Linked DNA regions of Homo sapiens: region 2 is linked to region 1. The links are chromatin loops, found by intact Hi-C in ENCODE. Cell type or tissue: gastrocnemius medialis. All regions are shown on one strand. Each heading gives the region's core, and the rest is flanking DNA. Links, peaks and the distances in the headings are about the cores only. Region 1 holds the start of LOC107984935 (a long non-coding RNA gene). Region 2 overlaps PUM1 (pumilio RNA binding family member 1).

The links. Hi-C counts contacts between places; a loop is a spot of excess contacts. Peaks named below come from ENCODE experiments on the same cell type or tissue, not always from the same donor. Only the 100,000 strongest peaks of a DNase experiment are listed, where the experiment ranks them.
Region 2: a loop joins it to region 1, with 2.0 times the contacts of the local background. A loop is called at or near these places in 5 of 110 quality-filtered maps.

The regions. Positions count from the first base shown.
Region 1 is chr1:31,152,975-31,158,348 of GRCh38, forward strand. It overlaps LOC107984935 (a long non-coding RNA gene), which reads left to right and starts at 2,072. Exons shown (of 2, transcript XR_001737961.2): 1 at 2,072-2,178; 2 at 2,751-3,160. RefSeq lists enhancers at 665-1,302, 1,303-1,939, 2,577-3,212, 2,787-2,876 and a silencer at 2,027-2,616. In gastrocnemius medialis, for the core only: a CTCF peak has its summit at 2,463 (motif pointing right); DNase peaks (open chromatin) are centred at 1,897 and 2,587; H3K4me3 peaks cover 1,514 bases; H3K27ac peaks cover 1,645 bases.
Region 2 is chr1:30,980,504-30,985,877 of GRCh38, forward strand. It overlaps PUM1 (pumilio RNA binding family member 1), which reads right to left. Exons shown (of 22, transcript NM_001020658.2): 8 at 809-902. Among named protein-coding and RNA genes, the nearest start is that of SNORD103C, 15 kb to the left of the region's middle. RefSeq lists an enhancer at 5,128-5,374. In gastrocnemius medialis, for the core only: a CTCF peak has its summit at 2,698 (motif pointing right); DNase peaks (open chromatin) are centred at 848 and 2,648; H3K4me3 peaks cover 576 bases; H3K27ac peaks cover 4,872 bases.

The sequences.
Region 1 (5,374 bases), core at 133-5,132:
GCCTCCGGAGTAGCTGGGATTACAGGCACACACCACCACGCCCAGCTAATTTTTGTATTTTTAGTAGAGATGGGGTTTCATAATGTTGGCCAGGCTCATCTCAATCTCCTGACCTCGTGATCCACCCACCTCGGCCTCCTAAAGTGCTGGGATTACAGGTGTGAGCCACCGCACCCGGCCACAACTTTGTATTGATATCACTCAGTTCCATACTTAGTCCCAAAGGAATCTGCTACTCTCTTGAATCAAAATGTGATAATGTAATAGATTATGCGACTTGTCTAGAAGAATAGTGCTGGGCATTCATTCACCAATATTTATTAGGCTTTTACTAGCTTTAGAAAGGAGCTGAGATGACAGCTATCATCACCATAGGCAGTCCCTCTCCTCCTGGGGCTTATATTCTAGTGGAAAAAAGACAGATAGTCAAAAAGAAATGTCAGTGTAAATGGAGACACAAGCCACTCATGAAACATACTTTTCAGGGAGAAAAATTAAACAGACTAATAGGCTTTTGTACCTTTAGAACTGAATACTTGTATTACTCATTTTTAAAAAGTAATGTCATAATGAGATACACTACACCCATTCCAATGGCTAAAAGTAAAATGTTTGGCAATGTCAAATGCTCAAGAGGATGTGGAGCAACTGGAATGCTTATAACTGCTGGTGAGAATGGAAAATGGGGCTGGGCAAAGAGTCTCAAGCTAGTAATCCCAGTACTTTGGGAGGCTGAGGCGGGAGGATGGCTTGAGCACGGGAGGTCGAGGCTGCTGAGCTATGATCACTATGATCACACCACTGCACTCCAGCCTGGGTGACAGAGTGAGGCCTTGTCTCAAAAAAAAAAAAAAAAAACAAAAAAAAAAAACCGCATGTAAAGAATGGAATGTAAAAGGATATAACTATATAACTTGAGAGGACTGTTTGGCAGTTTCTTTTTTTCTTTCTTTTCTTTTTTTTTTTTTGTGAGACAGAGTCTTGCTCTGTCGTCCAGGCTGGAGTGCAATGGCCCAATCTCGGCTCATTGCAACCTCCGTCTCCTGGATTCAAGTGATTCTCCTGTCTCAGCCTCCTGAGTAGCTGGGATTAGAGGTACGCACCACCAGGCCCGGCTAATTTTTGTATTTTTAGTAAAGATGGGGTTTCGCCATGTTGGCCAGGCTGGTCTCAAAACTCCTGACCTCAGGTGATCTGCCCGCCTCGGCCTCCCGAAGTGCTGGGATTACAGGCGCGAGCCACCGCGCCCTGCCAAGTTGTGTGTATTTCGCTGAATGCAAATTAAGTCTCAATTAAAAAAAAAGTAACTGCAAATATTTTAATAGACGTTACAGCATGCTATGGAAATATGCCAGAGGGTGACTCCATGAGGGTGTGCCCCAGAAATCAGGGAAAGTCTTTACTAAGAAAGTGAGATTTCAAAGATTTGGGAGGACTACAAATTGCCCATACAAAGCGGGATGGGGGAGTAGGGTGAACTCAATACAAAAATGTTAGCTTCTTTCGGTGAAGGTCTTCCAAACGCAAGTATCTAACATTCACCTTATGCCTGCAGATACTCTACATTTGTGTTTTGGCATTTAATTTAATTTCACAGCGATCATTCGACGTCAGAATTTTGGTTCCCATTCTACAAGTGAGAAAATTGAGGTTCAGGGAGGTCAAAGGACCCGTTGAAGGCCATGAAGTAGGATGCGCCAGAAGCCAGGCTTGAGAGCTGCATACTCGGCGAGAGTTTCTCCAAGGCAAAGCCTGAAACAGGAACCACAGGCTCTCCAGGTGGGGAGGCTGGCGCTGAGGAATGTTCTCCTGAACAAAGGGCTCGGCTCGCGCGCCCGCACACCCGCCTCCCCCGGCGCCGGCCTTGGTCTCCAGAGACAGTGGGGTGGGGGGTGGAGACGCCCAGGTATGGCTCTCCTCCGTGGAATCAGCGATCCCAGGACCGAGGCCGGTTGACTCCGGAACAAAGAGAGTCCTTGGGGCGGGGGCGGGGGCGGGGCCCGATCCGGGGACCGGAGGGAGCGGGGGGGAGGGCGGGGCCGGAGTCGAGGGAGGGGCGGAGCCCGGGCCGGGGGACGAGGGCGGGGAGCGGCCGGGCCCTGGGCGGGGCAGGGCGAGGCTGGATCTTCGGAACGAGTCCGTGAAGGATCGGGCGCGGGCGCGGGCGCGGGGCCGGAGGTGGGGACGAGGGGAGTTGGGAAGGGGCTGGGGGTGTGGGGGTTGGGGGTGTGGGGGTCTGGCGGGACTTATCTGGGGGAGGCTAAAGTGGGTGCTGGAGGCGGGACCCGAGTCCCGGGAGAGGCGGGCGGGGAGTCGCCGCTAGAGCGGGGCCCTTTTGGGGGCTGGAGACCCGGAAGCTTAGAGGGCCCCCTGGCCCCGGAGAGGGGGAGGGCGCAGGGCAGGAATGGAGGCGAGGCCTGGCCTCAGGAGCCGGGGGCGGCGGGTTCAGGGCGCGATCCTCTCTGGGGGAATCCGCGGGTGGCCCGGGAGAGGCCGGGAGGGGGCGCAGAGGGCGGCGCCGGGGCCACGTGGAGTCTGCGCGCCCCACCCGCTTTGGGCCGCGCTCCACCCGCTTTGGGCCGCGCCCCACTATCCCTGAGCGCCGCACTGTTGGCCCCGCCACACGTCTGTCCTGAGAACCCGCAGGTCCCAGGCTGTGCGGCACCCCGCCGAGCCCTGGAGCAAGTCCTTCCCTGCGTGGGTCTTGTTTCCGCTTCTGTGAAATGACGATGGCCCTTCTTGTTTTGCAGGGCCCTGGGAGAGTGGGTTGAGAGAATGGAAGTGAAGAGGAAGGCTTCACCATCACCTTAACTAACATGTGTTTCCTACCGTTAAATAAACATTATAGGAGGCCACTGTTTTGGACTAAGTTTCTGCACCAGGCCCCAGCCGACCAGACTAAAAATCAAAAGAGTCACCCATGCTAAAGTTCCACATTACCAAATGGAAACTGAGTTGCCATCTAACCTGGGGAGAAATCAAGAGACAACAGCCAATTTCCCAAACAGGCCGGTTTAAATCCTCAATCAACATCACATTTCCCTGCTTTAATCCTACGCAAAAAAAGGCGGCTTGAAAGAACCTGATAGTAACCACTTGGTTATTATTCTATTGGTCTGTCCTGCCTTACAAGAAAAGTAAAAGTAACTTTGAAAAATAACTATATACTCTTTTTTTTTTTTTTGAGATAGAGTCTCGCTCTGTCGCCCAGACTGGAGTGCAGTGGTGCAATCTCGGCTCACTGCAACCTCTGCTTCCCGGGTTCAAGCGATTCTCCTGCCTCAGCCTCCCAAGTAAGTGGGATCACAGGCGCACACCACCATGCCCAGCTAATTTTTTTTTTTTTTTTAAGTAGAGACAGGGTTTCACCATTTTGGCCAGGCTGGTCTCGAACTCCTGAGCTCAAGTGGTCCACCGGCTTAGAACTCACAAGGTGCTAAGATTACGGGCATAACCCACTGTGTCTGGCCTTTTTTAAAAATTTTTCTTTTTTCTAAGGTACAGGGTCTAGCTTTGTCACCCAGGCTGGAGTGCAGTGGCATAGTGGCATAAACCCAGCTCACTGAAGCTTTGACTTCCTGGGCTCAAGCGATCCTCCTGCCTCAGCCTCCTGAGTACCTGGGACCACAGGTGGACACCTCCACGCTCTGCTTATTTTTAATTTTTTTTTTTTTATTTGAGATGGAGTCTTGCGCCATCTCGGCTCACTGCAACGTCCGCCTCCTGGGTTCAAGCAATTCTCCTGTCTCAGCCTCCCGAGTAGTTGGGATTACAGGCATATGCCACCACGCCTGGCTAATTTTTTTGTATTTTTAATAGAGACAGGGTTTTGCCATGTTGGCCAGGCTGGTCTCGAACTCCTGACCTCAAGTGATCGCCTGCCTTGGCCTCCCAAAGTGCTAGGATTACAAGTGTGAGCCACTGCACCTGGCCTTTTTTTTTTTTGAGATGGAGTCTCACTCTGTTGCCTAGGCTGGAGTTGGAGTGCAGTGGTGCTACCTAGCTCACTGCAACCTCTTGTCTCCCAGGTTCAAGCGATTCTTGTGCCTCATCCTCCTGAGTAGCTGGGATAACAGGCGTGCACCACATGCCCTGCTAATTTTTGTATTTTTAGTAGAGACACAGTCTCTTCATGTTGGCCAGGCTGGTCTCGAACTCCTGACCTCAAGTGATCCACCTGCCTCAGCCTCCCAAAGTGCTGGGATTACAAGCGTGAGCCACTGCACCTGGCCGTTAAAAAAAAAAAAAAAATTCCACCACACCCGGATAATTTTTGATTTTTTTTTTTTTGAGACAGAGTCTCGCTCTGTCCCCAGGCTGGAGTGCAGTGGTGCCATCTTGGCTCCCTGCAAGTTCCACCTCCCGGGTTCACGCCATTCTCCTGCCTCCGTCTCCCGAGTAGCTGGGACTACAGGTGCCTGCCACCACACCCAGCTAATTTTTTGTATTTTTAGTAGGGATGGGGTTTCACCATGTTAGCCAGGGTGGTCTTGATCTCCTGACCTCATGATCCACCCACCTCGGCCTCCCAAAGTGCTGGGATTACAGGTGTGAGCCACCATGCCTGGCCTAATTTTTGAATTTTTGGTAAAGACAGGGTTTCACCATCTTGGCCAGGCTGGTCTGGAACTCCTCACCTCAGGTGGTCCGCTCACCTCGGCCTCCAGGGAACCACCTCACCTGGCCCATTTTTTAAATTTTTGTAGAGACGGGGTATCACCATGTTGGCCAGGCTGGCCTGAAACTCCTGGCCCAAGGGATCCTCCCATCCCAGCCTCCTGAATCACTGGGATTACAGGTGTGATCCAGGGCTCTGGGCCTAATATACTCTTTATTCTTTGCCAATGCTTTCTTTAACCCTTCTGTGTCTATAAAGCCAAGCTCTTCTGCTCAGATCATTGACATACTTATTCTATTTTATAGAATGAGGTGCTGCCCAATTGTGGAATCGCAAATAAAGCCAACTGATATTTTTATACTAAATTTCTCATAATTTTGTCTTGGCCGGGTGCGGTGGCTCACGCCTGTAATCCCAACACTTTGGGAGGCGGATCACCTGAGGTCAGGAGTTCAAGACCAGCTTGGCCAACATGGTGAAACACCCACTCTGCTAGGTCATGTGCTGAGGAATACAGTGAACAAGTTACAGTTCCTACACAAATAAGCTTGCAGGCTGGTTGAAAGACTGAACAATTAACAATATGAATCGTTATTCAATTAAAATTGTGATATGTGGCTGGGCACGGTGGCTCATGCCTGTAATCCCAGCACTCTGGGAGGCAGAGGCGGGCAAATCACAAGGTCAGGAGCTTGAGACCAGCCTGGCCAACATGGCGAAACCCCGTCTCTACTAAAAAAATACAAAAAATTAGCT
Region 2 (5,374 bases), core at 72-5,071, 170 kb before region 1:
TTATTTCTATTTAAAACAATTTTCCAAACAGTTTTCATGAAATAAAATGTATGGGTATTTATAAAGATTACCATCTACAACTATACATTATCAGACCCAAGGACTTTATGCCTGGCCTTTATTTATTTAGGTTGGAAGTAAGTATATTCTTCTATAGCCTATCACATCCAAGATTAGCTATCTCCTTTCTACTCAATCATGCCATTTTGACACATTAAAAAAAAAAATTCTACTTCTACTTGTTTATACTTAATGCACTCTAAGAGACCTTAAGAAGGTCCAGGGGGAAGAAACGTCTAGGCAGTACGATGAATACATCGCTCAAAACTTTAACAACTGCTAAAGGAAAAGGGCAAAGCTACTTTAAAATCGGTAATTATATGAGAATACTTTTAAATTTTTTCAATGCATACTTACTGGAAAATGGATTTATACTGTTTGTTCACAAAATAAGAAGCTGATATATTAGTCTATAGAACCACAACTTATGTAATCAATGTCATCCAAATCTTACCGAAAGAGCTAATGGTAGTCACCAGTCATTACTCTGATAAATACTTTAAATCCTGAAACATCTGAGGTAGGGCAATGGCTGAACACTGAAGAAATGTTATGATGCGGGTCTACAAGCTATGTCAAAACTAATGTGGCTGGAGACAACTGGACAAAAGGAAGAGGCCACTTACTCTGTCTGAGGGATTTGTCTGAACTTTTATAATCAGTTTAAATTACTGGGTTTCACAGCAACCAGTTATCCTAAAATGGCGGCCACACCTATCATGAAAGAGCTATGGGCTTAAGGACTTACCGATGTGCGGCTGATGAGCAGCTGCCAGTGCATACTGCTGCTGCTGAGCAGCTGTCAACTGCTGGACAGCAAGCGCATTAGGTCTTTGGAACAGCTGAGGCAAGAGGAAAAACACGGTGTGGTTAGGGAAACTGTCTTACAAAATCATTTAAAAACCTCTCTGACTAAAAATTTTAATAAGCACTTGTTTAGGCGTGACACCTTAACAATAAATGTTCTCACACTCTACTTCATTCCCATGGGATTAAAATGTTTCATACTTCTGTTCTCCCTGTCTCTCTTTCTTTACTTCAATTTACTGTGTCCTGGTTCCATGAGCTGACCGCTTCACAGATTATATGTCCCCTGAACCACAAATACACACTCTCTCACACACACACACACACATATGAGATATCTATATCTATATCTATATATCTATCTATATATCTCATATATATGCATTCAAAAGCCCTAAAGATTATCAGGTCTACAGGTCCTGCCTGATCCAAGGCAAAGTTAAAAATTAGACAAATGTACTACCAACTGATTTGTCACATTGTCCCTAGTGCTGAATCTCCTTTCAGTGCTTTCAAGACCCCACAAATAACTGAATTAATCCTCACCTACTCACATTTTGGAGAAGAATATGAAAAGTGTTCACTTCATCCTCTGAGCTGCCTCTTCCTGGGAAAATGGTATTGAATAACTTCCTCAACTAGTAGCTTATCCTAATGAGTAAATTAAGACACCTGCCCAACTTTCGGGAGCTCCAGAGTCTTCTGGGATACTATTCTTTATATGTTAAAAATAAAACAGCAGAAACACAGCAGCTACTAACAAAACTTGGATTATGAGCTCACACCTAGCACACTTCTTAGTTCTAAAGAAAAGAAAGTTCAAAGGCCTTAACAACACTAAGAATGTCTTACGATTCTACGTTAATACAAAACCAGTCATTCACTCATTAATTCAACAAATATTTATGAAACAAATGATACCTGCTAGGCACTGTGCAAGGAACTAGGGATATGACAGTCAATAAAACAATACATAATCCTGCCCTGATGGAGATTACATTTTAGTATGAATAGTATTGGTATAAAGAAAGGGGATGCCAGTAACCTAATTTGTGGATCACCTTAATGGGCCTCCTTCCAAGGAGTCATACTGAAGACTTCAATGTTTGCTAAAATCAGACTGAAAGCACTTACTGAAGTGACCTCCCTGGATAGGACCTTCAACCTACCTGCTCTTCCTACAGGATTTTTCAACAGCTCAGCTGACATTGCTGGATGATGTTTAACAGACACCATGGATCTTGAATTACAGATGTCCTCATAAAGAGACCTGATTGTTTCAGACATTAGGAGATAATGTCATTCTAGCAACTCAGCTTAATTATTGTCATGACTGGACTTACTCTTATCTTAGGTGGTGGAGAGATTTTATCCTGAGATTTGGCTACCCTCTACACCTCAAACATGAGGCTAATTTTAGATTAAAAGAAAACAAAAAGTGAATACTTTGAAGATATTGGCCAATTTCACCTGTTAACTCTTTAGTCTTAGTCTCTGCTTTTGGAGTATGAATGTCAAAAGTAACCATGCACAGATTTCAAAAATACTTTAGTTTTTTTTGTTTTGTTTTGTTTTGTTTTTCCCCAAAAGTTAAAGAAAAACTTCACTGCGATGCTGGCAAAAAAGAAACAGTATTACTAAATATCAAGTCTTAAAAAGAAATAGGGGAACTGAATCTACTGACAGACATTATCAAAACATTTGTCCTCCAGGAAGGGAGCCAGTCAAGACTATTTGGTAACAGTGTGCTTGTGATTTCTGCAAGTTGGTTTCACATTTCTGTTTTACTAAAGATGTGTCTCACACAGTATTCCCTCCAACAGGAGGCAGTCCACCCAAGAGGGGCAGCCAGGAGTGGGAAATAAGTAAAACAGTAGAAAGTTACTTTTAAATTATTTCCAAGGTTGTGAAAACATCTCATAGTTCCACTAAACATGTATTGCCTCTTCAATGGGTTTCTGGAATTTTCTTGGCCTAAAACCTTTTGCAACATTTAACATATCAGCTTGTGCTAGCTGCTTCTCTCTACCCTTCTTTGCCCTACTGCAAACAAAAGAATTCATTTCATTCAACAGATGTTTTTCGAGCACCTATTATTAGGCAGGTGCTGTGACATGGAACTGGGGAAAAAAAGACAGTATGTTCAGAACACAACTCTTAAGGGTATCTCGATTTATTAACCAAAAACAGTAGTCCACTGCCATTCCATCTGACTTAACCTCACTTCATATATTTTTGTTTGTTTGAAGAGTCGGAGTCTTACTCTGTCTGTCACCCAGGCTTAAATGCAGTGACGTGATCATGGCTCACTACAGCCTCAAACTCCTGGGCTCAAGCAATCCTCCTGCCTCAGCCTCCAAGTAGCTGCGCATGTCACCACGCCTGGCATTTTTTTTTTTTTTTTTTTGAACTTTTTTGTAGAGATGAAGTCTACGTTGCTCAGGCTGGTCTGGAACTCCTGGGCTCAAATGATCCTTCCACTTTGGCCTCCCAAAGGACTGGAATTACAGGCGTGAGCCACCACACCTGGGCTATATATTTTTTTAATATTACATGTAAGTCATTTTATGTATGTGTACTGTATCTGTAAATATACACGGAAATACATGGCATGTGGGAATACCACAAAAGTAATCATTCCATATAACATTAGCTTGTGGTTTTCACCACCACATTAAAACATTCTGAAAGCAGGAACTATTACTTTTAACTAAAAGCAAACAAGCCTTACAAGAGACCCCATATAGCCTATGTTTGAGAGCTGATTAATATCTTAGTAATTATGGTGAATAGAAAAGGATTTTCTTGAGACCATTTTGCAGTAAACAACTTAACAAAAGTAAATTATACATCTACAGCAGACAGATTTGATTACAGAACAGATTACAGCAATTTTGGCACATTCTCTTTATGTAAATGGTGCAATATTAACTGGAAATACAGAGTATTCAAAACAAATTGGGTAATTGGCAAGTGACAGATTCCAAAGGATCCTGAAAAACTCACACAAATGCCATCTGCTGGGCAAAGCACTGAGCTCTGCTAACATTTTCATGTTTTTCACAAAGCAAGCGAATATCCCATAACTGAGAAACAAAATACTGTGAGTTGGGGGAAATGCTCAAAGGTCAGTATAATGATAAATGTGACGCAGTTAATTATAATTCACTTGGGTAGATTTCACAAGTTGTTCAAGAGTCTGAATGCTGGGGAAAATGTATCATCTACTTCAAGCATATCGAGGTTCCTAATAAATACTGAAGGCATAGTTTAAGAAGTAGACAAGCTGGTTTGCCTCCTTTCTCTGTCACTTACTATATTAAAAACAGTCTACAGAGCTCTTATTCCAGAAAGGAATCCGGGCAGCCAAAAACACCCAATATAGTGACTGACATGTAGTTGGCATCTTATAAAAGATAGCTACTACTATTATTACTGTTGTTGTTATCAATAGCAGTTGCTGACATAAAAAATTATGGCTTTTTTTTTCTAAACCTGGAGGAGTAATGTCTAAATAAGGAGTTAGTAAATGCAAAAGACTACCGCCCCCACTCCCCCCTGGCCACCGGCCACAATAAAATGTACTGCCAGCCCTGACTTTTTTACCAGTTTGAGACTATATACATAGCAGACAGGGGTTAAGAGCACTGACTCTGGAGCCAGACAGCCTTGGTTTCTATCTCAGCTCACCAGTGACTTGCTATGTCACCTCTGGCAAATCGCTTAATCTCTCTGTGCCTCATTCTCTTCTCCTCTTTAATATGACAATAAAGATAATATGTAACATGGCAGGTTGCTGTGGGGATTAAAATTAACACATGTAAAGATTTATAAGAGTCCTTTATGTGTGATGTTCTTTCTGATGAATGGGGAGAGCACCCCCAACAGACTCAGCCCTTCTGAGAGTCACCCTTTACAGTTCCTTCCCAGAGCCAGGCAGCCCAAGCAGACCAAAAGCAGAGGGCAGGACTCCTCCTAGTCTGTATTAAGAGTCTAAATCAGCCAGGCAAAGTGGCTCATGCCTTTAATGCTAGCATTCTGGGAGGCCGAGGCAGGCGGATCACCTGAGGTCAGGAGTTCGAGACCAGCCTGACCAATATGGAGAAACCCCATCTCTAATAAAAATACAAAATTAGCCGGGAGTGGTGGTGCAGGCCTGTAATCCCAGTTACTCGGGAGGCTGAGGCAGAAGAATTGCTTGAACCCAGGAGGCGGAAGTTGAGGTGAGCCGAGATGGCCATTGCACTCCAGCCTAAGCAACAAGAGTGAAACTCCATCTCAAAAAAAAAAAAAAAAAAAGAGTCAAAATCTCACCGCACCAGGACCACCAGCTGCTATCAGTGGGTCACAAAGATAACAGGGAAGAAAGAAAACCATTTTTGTTTTTACGGATGAGTACTTTCTGCATTATACTACTTTAAGAAAAAGCTATGTAGTTGAATTTGAAGGTGAGACAACTCCACCTATTAAAAGGCCCTGCGTTTCTAATACAAAGTTCAAAAGAGAC